Regions from separate parts of the Homo sapiens genome. Here region 1 is linked to region 2. Evidence: chromatin loops called from intact Hi-C (ENCODE). Cell type or tissue: PC-3. All regions are shown on one strand. Links, peaks and the distances in the headings refer to the core of each region. The heading gives the core; the rest is flanking DNA.

The links. A loop is a pair of places that touch in the nucleus more often than their neighbours do. Peaks named below come from ENCODE experiments on the same cell type or tissue, not always from the same donor. Only the 100,000 strongest peaks of a DNase experiment are listed, where the experiment ranks them.
Region 1: it touches region 2 in a loop (2.5-fold over the local background); 2 of 110 quality-filtered maps call a loop at or near these places.

What each region holds. Positions count from the first base shown.
Region 1 is chr5:173,511,835-173,520,291 of GRCh38, forward strand. All of the region lies in intron 14 of LOC105377732 (a long non-coding RNA gene), which reads left to right. Among named protein-coding and RNA genes, the nearest start is that of LINC02995, 64 kb to the right of the region's middle. RefSeq lists an enhancer at 5,639-6,390. In PC-3, for the core only: no CTCF peak of the experiment used is centred there; a DNase peak (open chromatin) is centred at 3,877; H3K27ac peaks cover 2,435 bases.
Region 2 is chr5:173,416,034-173,424,490 of GRCh38, forward strand. The region is part of intron 1 of LOC105377732 (a long non-coding RNA gene); the gene reads left to right. Among named protein-coding and RNA genes, the nearest start is that of MIR8056, 73 kb to the left of the region's middle. In PC-3, for the core only: no CTCF peak of the experiment used is centred there; a DNase peak (open chromatin) is centred at 4,278; H3K27ac peaks cover 929 bases.

The DNA.
Region 1 (8,457 bases), core at 345-8,344, 96 kb after region 2:
TACCATCATGCTATTTGGCCAAACTACTGCATCATAAATGGAAATGAGTCAGTCCCTCCTTCCGGTCCCACTTTCTTCACTCTCCTCTATCTCGTTCCTTTTCCTGCCTCATTGGCTTCTTCTTACCTTAGTTTGTTTTTTTTTTCTTTTTTGCTGTGCCTCTCTCTTTTCCTGGACTTCTAAATATTGAAGTTTCCTCTCAGTCCTCACAATTATTTCTTCTTCACTCACTCTTTAAGTGATCTCACCCCTTCTTAAGGATTTAAATAGGCTGCCAACTCCCAAGGTGATGGCTCCACCCTGGACCTCTTCCCAGAATTTCAGATACATATAGCCACCACCATACAGCGCCATTTTGGGAAGCCTACGTCCACAGGCATCTCAAACTAATGTTTCAAAAACAGAGGTCTTAGCATAGTGAGAGCTTCTGTGTTCTTCCTGAAGTCTTCCCCATCTCAAGAAGGAGCAACTCCGTTTTCCCACTCATCAGGCCAAAACTTTAAGGTCATTTTTGATTACTCTTTTTTACTCTTACAGCAACATCCAATCCATCAGGAAGACTTGTTTATGCTATCTTCAGAATATATTCGTAATATGACCACTTTCCACCACTTCCTTTGCTGTTGGCTTGAGCCTAGCCACTGCCATCTCTCACCTGCTGTATTGCAGTGGCTTCCTAACTGGCAACTTTGCCTCCAGTCTAGCTTCCGTGCAGCCTTTTTTCCACACAGCTGCTGAAATGTTCTTTAAAGGACATATGGCACAAGGCATCACTTCTATGCTCAACACAGAAATGGCTTTCTATCTCAATCAAAGTAAAGGCTGAAGTCTCTACAATGGCCTATGGAGCCCTGATTGATCTAGCTTTGTGCTACCTTTCTGATCTTAGCATCTGCCCATCCCCCATTCACCCTGCTTAAGCCAACTGCTCTCCTTGCGATTCCTCATAAACACCAAGCATACTGTCACCTCAGGGCCCTTGACCATGCTGTGCCTCCTCCTCCTTCATATCTTTGCATGACACACTCACTCACTTCCTTCAGGTGTCTGTTCTAATGTCCCAGTCTGAACCATCTTATATAAAATATCAAAGCTCCTTTCCTCCGTGGCTCTCGTCTGTTTTGCTCTGTGTGATTTTCCCCCAAAACCCTATCAACCCCTGGTATATTACATGCTCATTGATTGATTTATTTACACTGTTGCCCTTCAGCATAAGCTCTGAGTCACATAAACTTTGTTTTATTCACTGATGTATCTCCAGAACCTAGGTCAATATCTGGCATATAGTTAGCCACCAATAAATATCTATTAAATAAACAAAAGGCATTTTTACAGCAATCCTGTGATATTGACAGGGAAGGTGCTGTTTTCTGCTTCCTGAAGAGGAAGCCGAAACTCAGAGCCTTGACTGATTTATAGAAACCACACATCTGTTAAGTGGCTTAGCTGGAAGTCAAACAAATCTTTTCAGCTCAGTTACGGGCTCATTTCACAGCTACACATTTCTCAGCCATGGTGGATTCCACATTGATAGCCAATGATGACAAAAATTGTAAAGTGAGGATCAGGCAGACTCTGACATTTCTTTTGTTCCAGTTTCCACATAGATCAGCAATCCCTAAAAAGAAAAAAAAATTAAAGACCTTTCAATGTATGTGGTTTCTTCAGAGTTTGCTATGGTTAAAAAAACAAGTGGGATCTGAGTGAATGAGTTAGGAAGAGCTGAGCTTTGTGGTCAGGGATGCCCTCCCAGGGTTCTGGGAGGTGTCATCATATATAACAAATCAACAGGGAATATTTTTTTACCCCAATATCAAATATGACCTTTTTAAGATTCTGAGATAAAAGAAAAATTTATACAGTCATTTAGAAAATATTTATTGGGTTACTTGTGATGTATCAGGAATACTGTGCTAAGCACTGGGAATAGAGTGCTGAGCAAAACAGACAGGGCCTTGCCCTCCTCTAGTGGAGAAAAATAAAGTCTAAGTGAGTTATCACTGGATGAATGAATTTCAAAAGAACATGGCATTTGCTGTGGAAAGCACATTCAATAATTTCTCAGATTACTTCCTTGTTAAGATAAAGGACTTCTATTTAGAGGCCAGAATTAGGAAACCATATGGTATGTCAGGTTGGAGACATAGCTAGATATACACATGCGAAGTCACAGAAAAAGAAGGTTAGAAAAGGATATCAGGGCTGGGCGTGGTGGCTCATGCCTGTAATCCTAGCACTTTGGGAGGCTGAGGTGGGTGGATCACCTGAAGTCAAGAGTTCGAGACCAGTCTGGCCAACATAGTGAACCCCCATCTCTACTAAAAATACAAAAATTAGCCGGGCGTGGTGGCATGCACCTGTAATCCCAGCTACTCAGGAAGCTGAGGCAGGAGAATTGCTTGAACCCAGGAGGCAGAAGTTGCAGTGAGCCGAGATCATGTCACTGCACTCCAGCCTGAGCAACAGAGTGAGACTCTGTCTAAAAAAAAAAAAAAAAGGAAAAGAAAAGGATATCAGTGAGAGACATGCACAGTAACTGGTATTTGGCAGGTCTAGTTAAAAAAATCCAGGTGAACTATCATCTTCTAGCTATCTAGAAAAATCCATCCTTCTTTCCTTGTGCTTGGGATATAAACTACATTTCTTAGCTTCCTTTGCAGTAAGATATGGTCATGTGCATGAGTTCTAACCAATAGAATGTGAGGGGAGGTGATGAGTGCAACTTCAGGTCTGGACCTTAAAACCTCTTGTGAGAACTTTTTAATATGGCAGAACTGCCACTAGCCTGGCTCCCAGAATGACTGTATGGAGTAGAGTTGTTGCTGACCTGAATCCCTGCTACCCAGAAAGGCTTACATTTAGAAATTTGGAAGTTTTGAAATTCTTTTTAAAAATTCCATAGACTTTTTGGAGTCTATGAAAGAGACTCTTGGTATGCACTAAATACTATGAGCTCCTCTACATTTCCCAGCCTCCCTTGCAGTTAAGCTGGTCAGGTGACTCAGTTCGGGCAAATAGGTCGTGGGAAAAAAGACAGATGATACTTCAAAGCCTATGCCATAAAAGTCTCCTATGTAAAGCCATTTATTCTCTAGCCAGTTGGTACCAGGGCAAGTCTGAAGCCACAAGATGGCAGAGACACAATGTGAAGGGAGTCTGTGTCCCTGGATTAGTGCTTGGAGAAGAGCCACTTAGGAATACAACATCAGGCTTTTCATAAAGATAAATCAGTTTTTATTAGTTTTAGCTTCTGATATTTAAGGTTATTTCTAATGCAGTTAGCCCACCGTGACTAATACGAGGTCTATTTACTGCTGCATATTAGCCTACTTTAACTAATGCACCGAGTGTTCAAATAGACCCAACACCAAAATTTGAGAGCATTAGCTCTGACACTGCACTGAACAGGTACCAGCCATTTTACAAGAACCAAGAGAGAAGAGGTGAGGCCTGTTTTGTTCTACAGTGTCCCCAGTGCCTAGCATGGCACCTAGCACTGTAGTAGGTGCTCAAATGTGTATATTGAAATGATCATGACCAAATGTCCATTTTTCCTTTTTGACATAGAAAACCCCAAATCCAATTCTAAGTTTCACAATCTTAATTAGAATAATTATAACATGTGACTTTTAAAGAAAGATGTAAAATCTTTGGAGTCAGATAATCCTTACTCTGTTTGCCACCTTAAAAGCATGTCATCTTCTGGACCTGAAGTCTGATTTGCCAAACAGAGGTGCTGCTTCCTGTGTTTCAGAGGCACGGTAAGGACTGCATGAGGTGATTAAGGTCCTGTAAAGAATCTAGCTCTGTCTCTGCCACCAAGATGGTTTTGATTAAATGTTTGTTTACTCATGGTACTGACAAAATGTATCATTAAATGCCTTGAGTAGACCCAGGATGACTAATGAAGGGCTTACATGATAGGTCCTATGAAGAAAGACCAAAAAGTTACTCAAGACATTCCACTAGCTTAGAGGAGGCTCATTCCACAGCAGCACATGAAAAGCAACACATAAACAAACAACACTTGTTTTTAAGCATGTGAAAGGGTCCACCATTTATTTTACAAGAGGATAATGAGGGACAACCTGGAGCTGTGAAAAGAGATGGTTTTGGAGGCAAACCTAGGTTTGAATCTTGTTCATTTAATACTCAACCAGTCTTTATTAAGGGCTTCCTCTGTGCCAGCAACTGTTCTAGGCACCCAGGATCCAGGCTTGAAAAAGACAAAGGGTCTGCTCTCCTGATGCTTTCATTTTAGCGCAGGGGATCAACAATAAACAGCTAAACAAAGAAATAAATATGATCACATCTGTGCTATGAAGAAAAGTAACTAGCTTATTAACTGAGAATTTGTCCAAGTTATGTTTACCGCCATGAGCCTCATTTTTCCTCTGTAAAATAAGAAACAAGTCTCTGTTTTCCTTGTTGTAGATTAAAATGTTATATGTAGAGCACCTTACAGTTAATGAAGAGTCTCTTGCCAGGCGCAGTGGCTCACGCCTGTAATCCCAGCACTTTGGGAGGCTGAGGCGGGTGGATCATGAGGTCAGGAGATCGAGACCATCCTGGTTAACACCACGAAACCCTGTCTCTACTAAAAATACAAAAAAATTAGCTGGGCGTGGTGGCAGGCACTTGTAGTCCCAGCTATTCGGAAGGCTGAGGCAGGAGAATAGCGTGAACCCGGGAGGCGGAGCTTGCAGTGAGCCGAGATTGCACCACCACACTCCAGCCTGGGCGACAGAGCGAGACTCCGTCTCAAAAAAAAAAAAAAAAAAAAAAAGAGTCTCTTGTAGTTACTGTTGTTACAGTTATTGTGCAGCTTGAGATAAGTGGCAGCATTAGACTGGAAGCTGAACCCCTGACTCTGATTGCCTACATTGTCCCATATTATCGAAGACTGATTAGAGAGTTACTTGTGAAGATGGTAGCAGGAAAGTCTTTCTTGGGCAATGCATCTGTTGTGAATATTTCAGTAATAATTTATAGAAAATTTAAACTGACTAGAACAATAAAAGGACCTTATTGGTTCATATTACTGATCAGTCCAGAGGTAGGGCTTACTTCAGGTATAGGTTGATCTAGCATCCGAAACCAACAATCTCCTTTTCTTTCTCTCTTTCTTTCTCTCTCTCTCTCTTTCTTTCTTTCTCCCTTTCTTTCTTTCTTTCCTTCTTTCTTTTTCTTTCTTTCTTTCTCTTTCTTTCTTTCTTCTTTCTTCTTTCTTTCTTTCTTTTCTTTCTTTCTTTCTTTCTTTCTTTCTTTCTTTCTTTCTTTCTTTCTTTCTTTCTTTCTTTCTTTCTTTTCTTTTCTTTTCTTTCTTTCTGTAACTCTCTTCATCCCTCAGTGTAGTAGTCAGTTTTGTGTTGCTATCATGTAATACCGGAGGCTGGGAAATTTATAAAGAAAAGGGGCTTATTTGGGGTTCTGTAGGCTGTACAAGAAGCGTGGCGCCAGCATCTGCTTCTGGTGATGGCCTCAGACTGCTTGCAAGGAATTTGCCCAAAAACCAGGACTATCTCACTAATTTCTTCATATTGAGTACATGCTAAAATTATAATATTCTGGAATATTGAGTTAAACAAAAATATAAAATTATTTTTGCTTGTTTCTTTATACCTTCTAATTTAACCAATATAAAGCTTAAAATTAAATATGGAGCTTGCATTATATTTCTGCTGGGCAGTGCTGCTTGAGGCAGAACGATTCTGGGATTGGTGAGGTGGGGGAGATATGAAGCGTCCTTGTGACAGGGAGAGTACCTTTGTTCTAGGTTCCTGCCCCCTTGTATTAGTCCAAGGCTCACACTCCATTTTATCTTATTTTAATATACAGTAAAATTCACTTTTTTGGTGTTTTATTACTTTTGACAAGTGCATAGAGATGTGTAACCATCACCACCGCCATCAAAATACAGAACTATCCCGTCATCCACAAATAACTACCTTTGTATTAACCCTCCCCCCTGCCAGCAGCCACTAATCTGTTTTGCATCTCTATAGCTTTGCCTTCTCAAGAATGTCATATAAGTGGAATCACACTGTGTGTAACCTTCGAGTCTGGCTTCTTTCACTTAGCATAATGCATGGTAGATTCATCCATGTTGTGTGTGGCAGTAGTCCATTGTTTTGTTGTTATACCATTGAGTAGTATTCCATTATTGGATGTACCATAGTTTGTTTATTTGCCAGCTGAAACACATTTGAGTCAAGGTTTCCCAGAGAAAGAGAACCAATAGGGAGAGAGAGAGAGAGAGAAATGTGGAACCACCACTATCACTCTCTCTGTAGAGAGAGAGTGTCTGACTTGGAAGAGCAAAAGTTTTTAAATGTGAGGAAGTCCAATGTATTATTTTTTTCTGCATGGATTGTGCTTTTGGTGTCAAATTTAAGGACTCTGCCCAATCCAAGATCCCAAAGATTTTTTCCTAGAATATCTTCTTGAAGTTTTATTGTTTTAGGTTTTGCATTTAGGTCTATGATTTATTTTAACTTTTGAACAGGTGTGAAGTAGGAGTCAAATTTCTTATTTTCTTTTTTTGACACGTGAATGTTCAATTGTTTTAGTAACATTTGTTTAAAAAGATGATCTTTTCTTTAATAAATTCCCTTTGCATCTTTCTTACAAATCAATTGGCCGTATTTGCATAGGTCTATTTCCGGACTCTCTATTCCGTTCTACTGGTCTTTGGGTCTCTCATGTATACATAGCTCTGTCATGTATTTCAGCAACTGCTGTGCTGTGTCTTCACCCAAATTAGGATGTAACTCTTCCCAACTTACAGGATAGAGCTGGCATTATTTTAAGAAGTTTGTAATTCCATACGTGCACAGATTATTTCTAAATAACCCACGTCAACACTTAAGGGTAGCATTTTTCTATTTCTCAACCCACAGAATCAGTTGGGAAAGACATGTGGCTGTTTTCCTATAATGACTTGATCTCTTTTAAAGATGTTCCTATTCTATTTTATTAGGATTAGAAACAATCTTAGTCATTTTGGGGTCTCCCTCTGGCTCTCCCAGGGTCGCATCTCATTCTGAGGAGCTGAGGTTGTGCCCTGGCGTCAAGAGGAGAACAGCCCTCGGCGCTCCTGTACCATGCAGCAGCCTCAGAGACAAGGTCATCCCTACCCGCTCCTTGGCTGTCAGTTCATGCAGTCATCATGCAGTCTCTTGGTTTATCCCACACAGCCTGTTCCCACATGCCAGCAATGTGGAATATTTCCATGCCCCTCTTGGGGACCTAGGAGTTAGATAACACTCCTTCGTCCCTCTGGGCTGTGAGAAACTGCATGATATGATCTTGAACTCCTCTACCTAGATCTACACACTCAGATACCTCTTCAGCTCCAGCTCCATGCTGGCAAGGGCTGCCTTAGGGTCCTGCCAGCTGCTGGGCTCTTCAATAGGGAAGGGGGCACAGGTACCCTGAGCTCTCAGATCATGAAACCCACTCGTCAAACAGTTTTCTCAACCTTGTTTCTGGACTCACCCTGGGTGGTGGGCAGGGCGAAGAGCCTCTTCTTTCACACCTAGCTTCATCCAATGTCTCTTTCTGAGTCCTTAACCCCAATCCAGGCATGCTGCCTCGTTCTATAATTGGAAACCTTGCTGTGCTGGGCTTTTCCATCATTATGCAATTTCTGAATTTGTGTTCTGAGTCCTTTCTGTGGCCCTTTTACTGGAAGGGTCTGAATCTCCTTTGAAACGCATAAACTAAGAATTAATTTCTTCATTGCTGGTCAACACTACCTGGCTGGAGAGAATGCTTGTAGTCTTAGTGCCTAGACAGAGAGAAGGATCAATGTGAGAGAAAAGACTAGAAAAAAATAGATGTACTCTCATCTTACAAATATATGTTATGCTTTGAGATTAGGAAAATACATATTTATCTATAAGTGCTATTAAAGTCCTATAAGCTTATTGTTATTATGTATTTCTCAAATAATTCAAAGTAACATAAAAATAATCATCCTGAGTGAAGTCTTCAAATGTTTTGGCATTAAAAAGGGATACACCTAGTCAAAGAGTTGACAGTTATTACCATAACATATCTCAAAATCAAATAATTGTGGACGAGGGTGTTTTGCATACATGTGTATATGTGTCGTACAGAGTTTACATCCCTTTTTCTTGTGTGGGTAATTGTATAAAGTTACATTTCAAGAGCTAAAATGCTTTTGATGATTCAAGAAAAAATGTATTAGAATAAAAAACCAACTTGCATATTTGAACAGTTTTGTTGAAGTATAATCAGTGCATAATAAACTATGTATATATGAAATGTATACTTTGATAAGCTTTGGCACATGTATACACCTGTGAAACTATCACCATGATCAAGATAATGAACATGCATGCTTCTACTAAAAATTTCCTTATGCCCTTTGGAATTCCACCCTCACACCCCTCCCGACCTCTCCACACCTTCCTCTCCCCCATCACCAGGGAA
Region 2 (8,457 bases), core at 298-8,297:
GAGGGCATGGCTTTAACGAGACAAAAATGGGGAGCCACAGGCAGGCTGTGCGTGAGGAGAGATGACTCTGGGTTCCCACATGAGGCTGCTCTTGGCTTTCTCCTGCTCCCCAGCCCCCAACGTTATCTTCAGCCTGGGCAGGGCTCCCTCCATTCCCCATGGTGGGCCACAGCTGAGGCAGACAAGGTGATGTAAGGACTCAGGGACCTTTATCACCATGTAAGCAAAGTATGGGCCTGCAGGTATGGGTGTGTAAATACGTAGATGTGTACACAGAAGAATAAGGAAGGACTGAGGAAATCCAGAGCTGGGCTGCAGCAGGAATTGGGCATGTGATATGGTTTGACTGTGTCCCCACCCAAATGTCATCTTGAATTGTAGCTCCCATAATCCCCACATGTCATGGGAGGGACCTGGTGGGAGGTAATTGAATCATGGGGGTGGGTCTTCCCTGTGCTGTTCTGGTGATACTGAATAAGTCTCATGAGAGCTCAGGGTTTTGTAAAGGGCGTTTCCCCTGTAAACACTCTCTTGCCTGCTGCCATGTAAGATGTGCCTTGGCTCCTCTTTTGCCTTCTGCCACAATTGTGAGGCCTTCCCAGTGATGTGGAACTGTGAGTCCATTAAACCTCTTTTTCTTTATAAATTACCCAGTCTTGGGTATGTCTTTGTTAGCAGCATGAGAATGGACTAATACAGCATGTAAGGGGAAACCTCCAAGACTGGCTTCTGTACTATTGCTTGTATCTTGTAGAAGGTTGTATTTTTGTTCTAACTGTGTAATGCTCAGGCCCTGGTTGTGGGGCTGTGGGCAGGGGCATGTAATAGGAGCCTCCCCCAAAGGGTGCTCTTGTGGCTGCTGCTGCTGGACATATTTTGGCTCCTCCACTCCTAGCTGAGTTCCTCCTGCCTTCTTCCCTCCATCTTAGGGTCCTCAAAATGTCTGTGGAGTTTCCAGGCCAATGGACACTGCTGGCCACAAAGCTTTCCTCCTCCAGGAAGAGGCTCTGTACTTGATTTTGCAGCTTGACCAAACTTGTTCTCTCCAGGCTTCCACCACACCTGCTACCACCACCACCTGACTTCTCTCTGTCCCTCTCTCTTCTTTACCAATTCCACTTTTGACCCTCTCTGTCTCTTTCTCTCTCTTTGAGTTCCAACTTCAGCTTCTTGCACCAGCTGCTGACCCTCTCTGTAAGTTTTCTTGTTCACATTCACTAAGACCAAGGATCAAAATAGTATGGTACAGTTAGCCAACCCTTGTTTCTAACCCAGGCCACGTGGTAGATCAATAAATTAGCTGAAGGGGGAAGAAAGGTGCCAATGTGCTATTTCAGCTTGTGGGATGGCGTGTGTGACATCCAGTTGTCGTTCCACACTCTAGGTGTCCAATGACCTGCTTACATGTTTGGGAAGACAGATATAAGTCCCGTTTCCTGGGGGAAGTGCTTTGATTTTTACCTGTAGCTACTGTCCAAAGAGTCTGTTGCTTTTTGTGATTTCTTATGCTGTACTTCAGGTTTCCATCTGTTAGTCATTCAACAAATATTTATGGAGCATCCAGGCCTTGTGTTAGATGTTGGAGATGTAGAGACAATCATAACCATAGTGCTGGCCACTGGGAGAAACATACTCATAAGCTGTGGAAAGTTTCCAGGAGAAAGTTGTTGTCATCCTCATCATCAACATCATCAGGGTTGTCATCATCATCATCTTCATTGTCATCTTCATCATTGTCATCACATCATAATGAACTTTATTCTGTTTTCAGAATTCCATATGCATAATTCACTTAATCCTTGCAACAACTCTATGAAGTCGATACTATTATTACCCCTATTTTATAGATGAGGAAACTAAGCACAAAGAGATTTAATAACATGCTCAAGTCAGACTGCTAAAAAAATGCTAGAGCCGAGATTTGAATGTCAGTGGTTTGATTCCAGAGTCAGAGAAGTAGCTATGGCCATCAGTGCTTTACTGCATCATTTAGTGTCCTGATGAACCTTGGTTTTATGAGACATTAATAGACATTCCAGAAGGAAAGGTGGGGTAGTTAAGCAGTTGAGAAAATGCTGGGCCAAATGAGGGAAACAAGTAGCTTTCTTTATTGCAGGCCTTCTCAGAAGCTTTAATTTGTTAAGTTATTAATTTCTAAAGGCAACGGTTTCTAAACTTAGCTGAACAGGCTTTCAGGGTTGGACACACCTATCAACATTGCATGGAGCTGGTATGTCACGGAATCCAATATAAGGAAGGCTGTTTTGTGGCTTGTTTTTCCTTGCCATTCCTACTTGTTTTTTTACTTCACCTTTCTATGACAACTGCATGGGCATCCTAATACCACTCACTCTACTCATGTGACCCACCCAGTGTAGGTGGGTGGATTTCATGTTGAGGATGTTCTGACACTCCATCCTCAATGGCGTTCGTTGTGTCAGTAATGAGGCTGGTGTGGAGTAGAGCAGACACTGAGCTGGGCTGGTGGGGTGGCATATAAGGGCAGGAGGGCACCAGGAGGCCAGCTAATAAAGACCACGTATGGTCTGCTGAAATACCACGTGACAAAGCAGGGCCGGTGTCTGGAGTCTCAAACAAGGTGTGGGGTCCAAGCTGAGGTTGATCTTCAGAATCCAGGCTGGGGCCAAGGGAGCAACTGACTGTCCGTCATGTCTGCAGGGCTGGCCCAGGCAGTGGGTTTGTCCATCCACATTAATTCTGGCCATAGCAGCTTTGCTGTTGATCTTGACTTTGGTAACTTCCCTAGTGGGCCTCGCAAGGCCCAGAAGATTTTTGCTGGTCCCTGCATGAAGCAGGAATGAAGCAAGACTCACATTTTTTATTTTGAGTTGTATTTATAGAAATCCTTCTGGAATGATCTACATGCCTGGTTTCTTATGACCTTCAGAATATGGGAGGCAGTTCATGGGGCAGGAGTTTAAGCCAATGTGTGTTCCTGACCTGGTGAGAACTAAACTTAAATCAGACTAGTGGTCCAACTTCTCAGAATCCCAACTCAGAAAAAAAAAAAAGTAAGATAATGAGTTTTAAAGGGAAGGGATGTGAAAATGGAAACTCTTTAAAAATAGGGCAGTGGCAGGATTGTGTGGGGGTGTGGATTTGTAGTTGCTGGAAGACTCTATGGGAGGTTATCAAATGCACTCATCCTCATGGCCTAGATGGCTGGTGGCCTTCCGAAGTCCATTCTTCCTTTTCAAATAACACTGCTGCCTCGCTGAAAAGACTTCATGTCCCAGCCTCCCTTGCAGCTAGGTGAGGTGATCTGACTAGATTCTGTCTGATGACGTGTAAGGAGTATTGTGTGGTAATTCCAAGAAATGTCCTTGAATGAGAAGGAATAACCTTTACCTACTCTTTCTTCATCTGGGTGCTTGGAATGCAGACATGATGCCTGGACTTCAACAGCTGTTTTAGACCATGAGGTGACCTGCCAATAATGGTAAATTTTGAAGACAGAAGGTGACACTGTGGGGCCAGCATACCAGCCCAGGGCTTTCTACCTCTGAACTTCTTTTATGTAAAGGAGAAATAAATTTCTGTCTTATTTAAGCTACCGTTATTTGCAGGGGGGCTGGCAGGAGGGAATTTTGTTATATCAGTGAAACTGACACAGCCATAATTTCTAACCAAGATGGCTTGAAAAACAAAATTCTGGAGACCTGAGGTCAGAGTGGAAACCCTGAAGTGGAAACCCCAAAGGCCTCGGGGTGGTGACAAGCTCTCCTGATGGGCCCAGGCTGCAGCTGCTTACTGCCTTTTTATCCTTCTATTTGGCTAAATCAGAGAAAGAGATGGACATAGGGTGGTGGGGAGAGGAAGCTATGACTGGTCCTAGTGAGGCTGGGCTGCCAAATGTCTTAGTCTGAAAAGGGAACAGGTTTCATATGGACAAGATGGAAGAACTGCTTGTTCCCTCTGGAAAGTTCTATTAAAATGACCAACCCAGACACACTTTAATATTAATGGGAAATTCCTCTCGTTGTTTATGAAATCATTTTAGAGTTGATTTTAAAAAGAGAGGAGAGAGGGGGGAAAAAGCTGTTTGTTAGCTCAACGAAGCCCCAGACAATTATTTATAGATGCATCTGAGTGGCTTGTTTTAACACGGAGCAACTGTCTGAAAAGACTCCACTTTGACACCAGTAAGCACCCCTGGCACCAAGAATAAATTTATGAATGTCTTTTATGAGAGTCAACAAACTAGACAAATAAGCCCACAGACCGTCTTCACTTCGAGAACCAGAACAAAGAGTCGTATTCGTCATTGGCTCTGGGCAGGAACCACGCCAAGCTGAGCAGCCCTCGCTCAGGCCGGATGTTCCCCTCCAGCTAATGTGATTTCTTTGGGCACTGCCACGGTGGCAGGCAGATGCCTGGTTTATTTCCATTCCTCCGCTTCTCTGATTTGTTTGGGTGGCTAAATATCTCTTTCCCAGGAGAACATCTGCTCTTTTAAAAATGGAAAAAAGCAGGAAGACCTCCAAGCTGTTGGGCAGGAACTCACCCTCGAGTGAGACCGACCAGAATCTCATAAAACGTTTCTTCTGGGGTCCCCGCCACATCTCAAGAGAGGGCCCAAGCAGCTCCTTTAGGGGTCCTGGAACCCTACCCGCTTGCATGTCCTTCAAGGCAGTTTGAATTCTGTGCTATGACGCCTGAGGCTTAATAACTGCTTTGGCCAAGTTTAGGTCATTTTTCTTGATGTCTCATTTATAGATGTCTTCTTACCATCACTAACACCCATGGTTTGGTTGGAAATGAATCCACAGCAATGCAGAGGTGCAACAAAAATATGGTGGAAAAACTTCTAACTTGGTAGTTAAAGGGAACTTAAATACTTCTGAATGAAAAGACTCTTTGGGGAGAAATAATCTTTTTTTTTTTTTTTTTTTCTGTAGAGATGGGAATCTCACTATGTTGCCTAGGCTGATCTTGAGCTCCTAGCCTTAAGTGATTCTGCAGCTTGGTCTCCCAAAGTGCTGGGATTACAGGCATGAGCCACTGCACCCAGGTGGGGGGCTGGGGGCTGGGATCATCTTTTAGAGCTTCTTCCCTCCCGCTTCTCCTTCCATTTTCCCCAGGAGATCTCAAGGGGCCAGTGGGTGCTCAATAGCGCTGTGACTGTGTGGGGAGCTTCTGCAGCCCTCCTTTGTACCCTGCTGTGGCGCAGCTGATGGGACCCAGTCCCTGACATCCTGCACGTGTCCTGAATGGAGGTTTTCACTTTTCCTGGTCTCTTTGGGGCCACAGAAGCACCCACTACTGACATCAGTATTTCTCCATTTCCTTGGTGGTGAGGTCCTTGTGTTTGGACGCAGGCTGGTCCCACTGTGTGGGCCTCTCTGGGTCTGCTGGTACTGGCAGATCCTGTCTCCCAACCAGTACTCAAGGGAGCCTCTGGGTCTCCTGACCACTGCCCACTAGGAGCACTGTCTCAGCCTGGCCTCTTGGCCTAACCACGACACGTGGCTATTTCTATTTTGCTTGGCCATATGATGTTGTAGCAGGGACATTCTGCGAGATGGTTTCTGTATTAGTTTGGTAGGGCTGCTGTAACAAAATGCTACAGAGTGGGTGGCTTAAGCAATGGTAATTTATCTGGAGGCTGGAAGTCCGAGATCAAGGGGCTGTCAGGGTTGGCTTCTCCTGAGGCCTCTCTCCTTAGCTTGCAGGCTGCCACTTTCTTGCTGCCTCTTCACACGGTTGTCTCTCTGCATGTGTGTCCCTGGTGTCTCTTCCTCGTCTTATAAGGGCCCTGGTCCTACTGGGTTAGGGCTCCACCATTAAGGCCTCATTTAACCTAATCATGTCTTTAAAGACCTTATCTCTAAGGATGGTTCCATTCTGATATCCAGGGGTTGGCCCTGAATGTATGAATTTTGGGGGAACACAAATCAGTTTGTAACAATTTCCTTTCCCTTGATTTATCTGGGGGTTCTTCTTGCTTGCTGGAGCTCTCCCTCACCCATCTAGCCAAGGTTCAGGAAGGGGTATGGTTGCTGGGTCTGCAGAGATCAGGCTGAGGGTGAGACCATCACCCCACCTCCTCCACCCCTCTCAATCTCTCTGCTTCCTCCGAGCCACTCTCCAGGCCAAAGGGGCTCTTCTTTCTTTCTGTGGGGGAGAGAGCTCCCCTCTTGTCAAATCCTGCCTTTTCTCCAACTAGTGCATTCAGACTAGCACGCAGTGTTCTTTGCAAGGGAAGCACTTTGGAGTCTAAAAATCCCTTTTCTTAATGAAGCCTGACTTTCAAAACTATTTTTTTTTGCTGTTGCCATCACAAATCTTATTTGAAATTCAAAGCTCAGCCATTGCTTGGCCCTCTGAGGCAATGAATGGTTGGGGAGCTGTAGGGTGACTTGATTTACAGGAAAGAAAAAATCATTTGATAGGATATTTTCAGAATTATTATTATTTCTGCATCATGGGTCATGTGATTGATGAATATACACAGCAGAAATAATTCTGAAAATATTTTTTATCTAGTTTAGACCTTTTAGTTTCTTTTCTTTTCATTATAAAATGCAATACGTGTTCATCTGAAGAAATTTGGAAAACAAATTCAGAGGGAAAAAAATTATGCTTAGACTTAACATCCAAAGACAGGTACTGTTATCATTTAGCCTGTTTCCCTCCTATCTTTCGTTTATGAATTTTTGGGGTTACTTTTAATTTAATTTACATATATTTAAAAACTGGTTATATATATGTTTATATATATGTTTATTTATATATACATATATATATTTTATATATATGTTTATATTTTTATATTACATATATATATTATATATATATATTTTTTGAGACAGAGTTTCACTCTTGTCGCCCAGGCTGGAGTGCAATGGCGCAATCTCCACTCACCACAACCTCCGCCTCCCGGGTTCAAGTGATTCTCCTGCCTCGGCCTCCTGAGTAGCTGGGATTACAGGCACGTGCCACCACATCCGGCTAATTTTGTATTTTCAGTAGAGATGGGGTTTCTCCATGTTGGTCAGGCTGGTCTCGAACTGCCGACCTCAGGTGATCCACCCGCCTCGGCCTCCCAAAGCGCTGGGATTACAGGCATGAGCCACTGCGCCCTGCCAAAACTGGTAATATTTTTAAATGATTAAAAATAAAAACAGCATACAGAGAGACATACAGTGAGCAATCTCACAACCATTCCGATCTCTGTCCACTCTGTTCTTCCCACACCCTGTAAGGAATCACTTGTACTAGTTTTTTTGTGCATCTGTCTCTCCAGAGTTTCTTTACCCAAATACAAATGGAATAGACACTCTTACTTTTACCCTTTCTTATGCAAATGGTATTAGAAGTATGGAGCGTTCTGCACCTGGAGAACTTTCCAACAGGACCTCTTTCATGGCTTCTTGCGGCCTGGATGCTAAGTTCTCTAGCTCCCTAGCTGTGATACTTTGGGCAACATCTTTGCCTATCTAGGTCAAACTTCAGCTAATGCTTCTTTTTTCTTCACTTGGTAACAAACTGCCACACCCCAGCGCCAATCACGAGTGTGGAGACGTGATTCAAGTTGGTACTGCCAAATAACTGCCCTGGTGACAGTTATCTGTCCCGGGAAGGTCTGTGAAGCAGGTTCACTGTGCACTGCTTACCAATCTGTCTGAGTCCAGAGAGACAGAACATACTCATATGCAACAAATTATGTGAAGTGGATCCACTATTTATAGGTAGGCAGCAAGGGACACAGAAGCCTAGGATTCATTGTGAGTTGGTCTCCCAATGCTAAGAAAGCTCCCTGGGGTGGATGGAGTCTGAACGGTGCATATCTGAATTGCACTGTAGAATAGGGACCCTGTAAGGACACCTACCCGGGTTACATACCACAGGGTTACATGACTCACTGGGCTAAAGTGTTGGGGGACATTCTGTTTCTAGGGGAGGCTGGACCAGAGCCCAAGATGTTCAGCCAGTCCCTCCGTATCTCAGGGTGTTACATTCTCAGTACATTCTATAGTTATTCATGAGATCTACCAGCAAGAGTGAGCAGAACTCTTGAGTGGGTTGGTCCAAGGCCACTCAGAACACTGTCCTGCAGTCATATGGTTCCAGATGGCCAGGACATTCCTCCTGGTGCTGGTGGGAATGCCTGCCTCTTGCCTCTGAGCTTGCTGTGTTGGCATGAAGTGAACTTGGGGCTTCTCATGGTCATCTTTCCCACCACATGGAGAGGGCCCATCACTAGTAGGAAACATGTAGCTAACATTCAGAGAGAAGCAGAGAAGAGAGATGCAAAACCCCAGCAACTCACTGGTGTCCTAGATTCAGTCCTGTCTAGTGAACCACCCTTTATCTAAATTATGGGAGTTTGGGCTGCATTTCTGCCACAGCTGGGAGAGACCTAGTTTGTATCAAGTTCTGGGAAGCCCAAGCCCCATGAGAAAGGAGGGGAACTCACTGAGAGGTGGGAGTTAA